Linked DNA regions of Mus musculus: region 1 is linked to region 2. A link is a contact called in ENCODE Hi-C or POLR2A ChIA-PET data. All regions are on one chromosome and are shown on one strand. The core of a region is the stretch at or near the end of the contact, and the rest is flanking DNA. Distances in the headings are between cores, read along the strand shown.

The links. Hi-C counts contacts between places; a loop is a spot of excess contacts on that map. ChIA-PET counts read pairs that join two places held with the same protein, here RNA polymerase II (POLR2A).
Region 1: a loop to region 2 is called in a map of T-helper 2 cell, with 2.6 times the contacts of the local background. The contact joins the promoter of Mafa here to the promoter of Rhpn1 in region 2. A Hi-C loop is called at or near these places in 2 of 37 maps with a recorded cell type or tissue (CH12.LX and T-helper 2 cell). POLR2A ChIA-PET finds 5 or more read pairs at or near these places in 2 of 5 experiments (Patski and embryonic stem cell).

The regions. Positions count from the first base shown.
Region 1 is chr15:75,746,085-75,749,723 of GRCm38, forward strand. It overlaps Mafa (v-maf musculoaponeurotic fibrosarcoma oncogene family, protein A (avian)), which reads right to left and starts at 2,237. Exons shown (of 1, transcript NM_194350.2): 1 at 1-2,237. The coding sequence starts at 1,838. The coding sequence ends at 759.
Region 2 is chr15:75,702,652-75,706,585 of GRCm38, forward strand. It overlaps Rhpn1 (rhophilin, Rho GTPase binding protein 1), which reads left to right and starts at 1,637. Exons shown (of 15, transcript NM_001163465.1): 1 at 1,637-1,823. The coding sequence starts at 1,743.

The DNA of each region.
Region 1 (3,639 bases), core at 987-3,486, 44 kb after region 2:
GCACGGCCACCCCCCACCCCCCTCCCCCAGTCGAGTATAGCAGGACAGTGGGACCAACACGCAGGTAAGTTCCTCGGCTTCCTCTACAGGGAGCAGCGAACAGGGTGGGGACAAGCGGGCTGGAAGGCAGGCAGGGCCGGACCCCTCAGAGCGAATGAGCGAGGAGGGCACATGCGGGCACTCGCCGACCTCCGAGGGCGCACGGGGACCAGGGGGTTCCTCCGGGTTTTCTAATTACCAAGCAAAATAAATATTAATGTTGCGAAAATATGACTGCTTTAAAAAGGAGGAGGAGGAGTAAAAACAGAGCAAGTAAACGGAGGCAGAAAGAAAGACGACAGAGGAGCGCGGGGCCGGCGGAGGCTACCGGGAGCTGGTGGCGGCGCGGCCCCGCTGCGGCTGGGCGGAGGTTGGGACGCAGAACTGCGCTCCACGTCTGTACAAGTGGACGCTGCCGAGGAAGTCAGACCTGGCTCGGACTTCCCTAAGCAATCACCGTTCCCGGGGCGCCGAGGGACCCCGGCAAAGTCTAGCCGGCGACCCCGAAGACGCTCGGACCGGGGCCCGGCGGGAGAGGCGCACCGCGGTAGGTACCTGGAGCTGGGGCTTGGCGGCGGGGTGCGCAGGGCGGACAGGAGGACCCCGGCAGCTGCGGCTGCACCGCCGGAGCGCGCGTCCCGGGCCTCAGAGTCTGAACCGAGACCGGGGCGGCCTGCGCAAACTTGTCCCCGGCCGTGGCGAGGCCCAGGGTCCGGCACTCACAGAAAGAAGTCGGGTGCGCCTTTGGCCGCCCCGGGGCCAGCCTGCGCTGGCGAGGGCTCCCGAGGGAAGCCGGCCCCGCCCGCGCCCCCGGGGCCGCCCCGGCCCGCCAACTTCTCGTATTTCTCCTTGTACAGGTCCCGCTCCTTGGCCAGACGCCCCACCTCCAGCTTCAGCTGCTCCACCTGGCTCTGGAGCTGGCACTTCTCGCTCTCCAGAATGTGCCGCTGCTGCACCCGCTTGAAGCGGCACGACTGCGCGTAGCCGCGGTTCTTGAGCGTGCGCCGCTTCTGTTTCAGTCGGATGACCTCCTCCTTGCTGAAGCCGCGGAGCTGCCGGTTCAGCTCCCGCACGGACATGGATACCAGCTGGTCGTCGGAGAAGCGCTCCTCCAAGCGCACGTGGTGGCCTGCGCCGCCTCCGCCGTGACCCGCGCCTCCGCCGTGGTGGCCAGAGCCTCCGTGGTGGTGATGGTGGTGATGGTGATGGTGGGCAGAGTGATGATGGTGGGCAGTGTGGTGTGCGCCGTGGTGGTGGCCGGCACCCATGTCGTCCGCGCCGCCGCCGCCCGCGAAGCTCTGACCCCGGAAGGCCTCATAGGCCGCAGCAGCCGCCGGGTGATGCGCGCCGTGGTGCGCGCCGTGGTGGCCGCTGCCGATGAGCGCCTCCACCGCGTCCTCCGGCGTCAGGTTGAGCGCCTCGGGGTTCAGGTGGTGCTGGTACCCGCTCATCCAGTACAGATCCTCCAGCACCGCTTTTCCTGAGGCGCCCCCGACAGTGCCGGGGCCTCCACTCGGCGGCCCCGGGGCGCCCCCGGCCTGAGCCGCGCTGCCCCCGCCGCCCGCGCCGCCGCCTGTGCCCGGGCTGGGTGCGCAGAAGCTGGGCGAAGAGGGCACCGAGGAGCAGGGCGTGCTGAGGGGCGTCGAGGACAGCGAGCCGGGCGGCAGGCGGTGGCAGAAGCGCTCGGCCTCGGGCGGCTCCTTCTTCACCTCGAACTTCATCAGGTCGAAGTCGTTGACGTACTCGATGGCCAGTGGGCTGCTGGGCAGCTCTGCGCCCATCGCCAGCTCCGCGGCCATCGCCCGGGGCCCCAGCCCCGCCGCCGCGCCCGGCCGCGCCCCGACGGGCGGCGGGGGAGCGTGGGGGGAGCCGCGGGCCTCTCTCCCCCTAGCTCCCCCCCGGGCCGCGGTGGGCTCAGGCTCTGGTCGCGCCGCCGAAGGGCGCAGCAGCAAAAGTTTCCTGCTGTCAACTCTGGGCTGTGCTCAGGGGACGCCGCCGGCCAGGCCTCTCGGGTGGCCCCCCGGCCCGCTACGAGCGGGCGCAGGGCCCCCAATCCTGCCCTCCTCCTCCTTCTGTTCCTCCGCGGTCCTGGCCTGGAGGGTGCAGAGGCCGCGCCCCGGGCTCAGCCGCGCTCCGGGCTCTCCCGCCCGGCCCCGCCCCGCGCCCCACCCGCGCTGCCGGCCGGCCCCGCCTCCCTCGGCCCGGCGCAGAGCCGCACAAGCCTTTATAGAGACGCGCTTCTGGGCCCGCCTCCCCAGGTGGGGGCCGACGCCCCCGGGCCAATCGGAGCCCCAGACCTGCCGCCCTCATTTGCCTATCCCCATGGCAACCCGGAGCCCAGCTGTCAATCTCCTGCGGGAAACAGCTGTGGGAAGGGGTGGGGAAGGGCCGTCGGCAAGAGGAGTGGGCAGGGCCCCCTGGTGGCCGCCGCATGGGACTGCACAGCAGAGGGCGCGAGACCAAGTGGCAGATTCTGAGGTTCCAGGATCGTAAAGCCAGAGAGTGCAGGGAAGCTGAGGAGGCCCTCGTCCAGGGTACTCCTTCGGTGTCTCAGATCCATTAGGTGGTCTAGCTGGCTGTGTCCCGCACCAGGCCCAAGTGGCCTGGAGTCTCCAGAATGGGGACCTCTAACTATCCTGACACCGGTGACTCCCGAGCTGCCCGGGAGCGCCAGCTATTTTTATCCTGTGGTTGGGATGGGTTCAGGAATTCAGTCAACAAAGTTGCTGGCACCTCGGGCGGCGGGATGCACGGTGGAACCGCAGGCCTCTGAGCGTTGTGGTAGGTGGAGTGGGACAGACGCCTGTGGCCACCACGGGGCTAGAGGAGCAGGTCTCGGGTACTCCCTGCGTAGAGAACCCATTTCTCTGAATTGAATTCATGGGGCTGATGGGTCTGGACGCCTGCAGAAATGCCCACAAGGAATCTCAGACCCAGCTGCCCACCAGGGCGGTTTGGAGGAGCCTTGCTGGGTGGGGGCAAGTTGGAGTGACAAGTGGCAAGCAGATTGCCACCGTCACACTTGCTGAATGTCTCTACACACCTAGTAGGAGGCCGCTTCCGAGCAAAAGAAAGCCACAAGGACAACAGGGAGGGTGGGTGACAAGATGTGAGTTCTGTGACACCCTCCCCTCCCCTCCCTCCTCCAGAATTCCAGATCCCAACCGAAGATAGAAAGGGCGTGCATTCACGAACAACAGCTGGATGTGACCCAGAGTGCGGTTTTCTCCTCTCTGTTATCTATAATCTTATATGCCGTTGACTATTAAAAATAATAGACGGGCAATGGTGGTGCAGGCCTTTAGCCCCAGCTCTCCCAAGACAGGAAGATTTCTGGGAGTTCAAGGCCAGCCTGGTCTACAGAGCAAGTCCCAGGACAGCCAAGTCTGCACAGAGAAATCTTGCCTCGAAAAACTAAAAATCAATCAATCAGTCAATCAATCAATCAATCAATCAATCGATTCTTAAATATAAACCATTTGTGCACAAGGTGGAAAAAGTTTGAAAGGGTATTCACAGGATACCTATCCAGGATGTCATGGTGCCAAGGGCTTTGCCTACTCCCTCTACAGGTGCCTGCTATTTCACAGGGGATGCCTG
Region 2 (3,934 bases), core at 387-2,886:
CCTTAGTGAGCTGGGGAGGGGTGGACTTTCCTAAGGTTTATGAAAGGGACAATCCTGCTGAGAAAAGAATAGTTAAGAGCAGATTGGGAGGGCTGGAGAGGTGGTCCAGTGGTTAAGGATGTGGACCAGTCTAACGCAAGGCCAAAGTTAGGTTTCCAGCTCCTACATTCAATAGTTCACAACTACCTGTAGTCTCTTGTTCCTGGGGTTCAAGTACCCTTTTCTGGACTCTGCAGGCACAGTGCTCATCTGCAGAAACACACACACACACACACATTAAAATAAATCTTTAAGAGAAACAGTTGCTTTAGTCAGGCATGCTTTGCTGGGTGGATGTCAGTCTAAGCACACAGGATTCTGAAGACACAGAAGTCTGAATTCAGGGGTGCCTATGCAGGAGGGTGACAGCTGTGCTAGGTGACAGCACATGTGGTCTCTGTTTAGTTCTAAGGTGATGACCACACCTAGGCAGCATAAGAGCCCGGAGATGGAGGAGGCTGCTCATGAGGATGTCAGTGGAGGAAGAAGTGAAATTAGGTGACACTCCACAGGAAGATACTAGAGGAAAGAAAAGGAAAGAAAGGAGGGGAGGGGAGGGGAGGGGAGGGGAGGGGAGGGGAGGGGAGGGGAGGGGAGGGGAGGGGAGGGGAGGGGAGGGGAGGGGAGGGGAGGGGACAATGCTGCCCTGGGATCAAAAATGCCAGGAAGTTTGGAGAGGCTAGCGGGGCAGATGAGAGAAGCATTTCTGGCGGGGGCCCACTGTCCAGGGACATCCAAGAGCTTAGCCGAGCAAATTTAGATCTGGGGATGACAGAGCCAGGTGTGTGTGAGGGGGATGGGGCGTAGAGACTGAGTCGCTGACTCAGTCAGGGCAAGCAGTGACCAGGGTGGCGGGCAGCGTGGAGGAGGCTGACCTTTGGAGCAGCTTGACAAAGGGCTAGCCACTCATTTCTAGGCTGTGTTCTCAGCTCATCTAGTGTGAGCCAGCCCACATGAATTTGAGAAGTGCTTCGGAGTAAGCCCTGCAAGGAGCTCGAGTTCTGGAAAAAGTCCAATTCTTAAAACCAATTCGGGTTCTGGAAGGCGATCCGGTTCTGGAAGCACAAGGAGGTCAAGGAGAATGTAGGCTCTGGAAACAAAATGCATAACCAGGTCCCGGAGGCGAGGTTTCTGGGGGCGGTTCTGGAAGCAAGGGGACCGCAGCGGCGCTTTGCCTCTTAGTGCCGGGAAGAAAGCAGGCATTGTTTTAGAATCAGCACAAGCACTTGTCTCTAACAAACCGTTTAAAAAACCCCATTGTAAACATTTTTGGAGCAATCCTGGAGGGTCCCGTTGCCGGGGTGACGAGATAAAGCCTTGAAGTCCCTGCAGAGGCTGCAGCGGCTCTTGGTCGCCGCCCCCAGTTCTGCTTGTCTTTTCCTAACTTTCTCCGCACGCCTAACACCTAGCGTTGCGCATGCGTACCCTGATCGGCGAGCGGCCCTGGTTGCTAAGAGTTACCAGATCCCTTACCTGGAGCCCGCCTTTCTCTCACTCTGGTTGGTAGTAGTTTCTATCCATCGGAGTAGCCCTCACCTCTGATTGGACAACATCAAGTTTTGCAGGCGGGGCCCGCGCTCTGCCGCACCGGTCAGTCGGACCCTCCAGGAGGGGGACAGTCGGAGCAGCGCGGCTGATCCTCCCTGGAGCGCGAGGGGCCTGCTGCTCGCAGCCTCTCGGAGTCAGCGTCCGAGCGAGCAGCGATGATCCTTGAGGAGAGGCCAGATGGCCAGGGCACTGGCGAGGAAAGCTCTCGGCCGCAGGACGACGGCAGCATCCGCAAGGTGGGGGCTGAGCAGGGATATGGGTCTTCAGCCTCCTGCCCCGCGCTGTGCAGTGCGGCCTTCCCGGCCTTTCCTTCCTGGGACCCGCTCCCCTGAATGCCAGGTGGGGATACTGAGGTCCCAAGGAGAGACCAGAGCCGGTGTTCCAGCCCGATGGGAGTAACACTGGAGCAGTCACGGTCTAGATGGTTCCCCTGAAGCTAGAGAACCCCTTGGGTCTCAGAACCAAGAAGTTGGTTCTGATGGGTGACAACCCCCACTCCCTCACCTCCACAAGCAAGCACGTGTTTTTTTCTGACGTCTAGAAAGCCTCCTTCTCTAACAGTGTCTTCTGCGTGCCCCGCTGTAGGAGTCAGTGTCCATTAGTGGTTAGATTGTGACAGCAGACAGCAAAAACCTTCGGAACTTCACGGGGAAGCCTGACTACTTTTCCCCAACATACATCCCCTCCAAAGCTCCTGAGTCTGGAGATGAGGGTGCCTGGGCTTCCAGGAACACAGGGGTGAAGTGGAAACTAGTTTGCTCTTTGCCTAAGGGATATTATGTTAACCTTCTCTGCTTCTCCGGTCTGGGTATTTCCTAGGGGTCAGTGAGTGTTTGGGTTTCTTAGTATGTGTGTAGGCTCTGGGGTACTCCTGCCCATCCCCAGGGGCTGCTAAGCAGAAGCTGCTGTCACAACACTCCCGGGTGTTCCCATGGCTCTTTGCCCACCTTCCTTCCTGGTGTCAGATTGTACTTTGTTGCTGGCTGATTCTATCCAGTGTGTGTGTGTGTGTGTGTGTGTATCAGGTCTCCTGGAGGAGAGGGAGGAGAGGGAGAGGAAGAGGAAGAGAGGAAGGCACTGGGACTTGGACAGAACCCTCAAGGGCTCCATCCTAACCAGGCATGCCTGATACCACAGTGACTAGCTCAAACTGGGGAGGGGTTAGATTGGAGAGAGGGAAGGAGGGAGGGAGGGAGACGGAGTCAGCCTGCAACATGTTCTCCAGGAACTCTTCTTCCTAGGGTGGCCATGCCTTTCAGGTGCCCTGTGGAGGAAGTGCATGTTGCATTGGTCAGCCTCCCTGTGGATAGTGTGGGACTCCCCCACCCTGAGCTGACTCAGTAAGAGAAGCCTGGGAAGGCTTAGGATTGCTCTGTTCCTTCTTTCTATTCCCAGGCCTGTGTGGGGATAACTGTGTCCCCCCGCCCCCCACCTTTTGCTAATCCTTGAGGACCAGCCCAGTACAGGTCACTGGGTCTTTGAGTGGGAGGTTTTGTTTCTCTGACCCCCATGCCTTTCCTCCCTGGTCGTGGCCAGGCCCTGTTCTGGTTTGGCCACTGCTGCTGCGATGTCTGTACTGATGGCAAGTTCTCCCAGAGTTAGACAAGAGTAGCCACCATGGAGGTCAGCCATGGTTAGACGGCCTTTGTTTCCAGAGGGTGGGGAGATCATACCGGGATAGAGAGAGATGGTTACTTAGCACCTGTGCCCTCCCTGCTGAGCACTTCCTTCAGCCCAGTGTGGAAAACTGGGTGTGGGCTATCAGCTTCCAGAATCCATCCAGCCCAGCTTATCTTGCCTTTCCACCAAAACAGGTTAGGAAGCTGGCTTGGCCTCCATAAGTGAACCAAGGTTAAAAAGGGCAAGAACAGGCCCAGGGTCTGGGGCTGGTGAAACCTCAGAGTGGCTAGCTGCTGCAGCTCCCTAGCAGGTGGGGGAGGGACTGAGGCTATCGGCCATAAATAAGCTTAGAACCTTGTAGTAGGGTCTTGGGGAAAAGATGTGTGCCGTTTTCTTAGTAGCTTTGAAGACAGGAGACTGTTGTGGCCTCAAGTTTCCCTCCTGCACAGGCAGGGGTGGGTCCTGAGAAGGAGACAGTACAATGTGGCTCCACTCTATCCCTATGCTATCTTGTGCCAGCTATCCAGAAAGCGAGTCACCTATCTGTAGTCACCCAAGGATGACTTAATGGCCTCCTTCTTTCAGAGTGAGCCCAGGTGCCACTTCTGTGGGCGCTCTTCAGTGACATGAAAGCTGGCTTCATGGTAACCCTGGGGCCACAGTCTAAGTGATTGCCTCCAGGAGCTCCATCCATGCCAAGGCGAAAGCGTCGCTTTAACCCATGCAA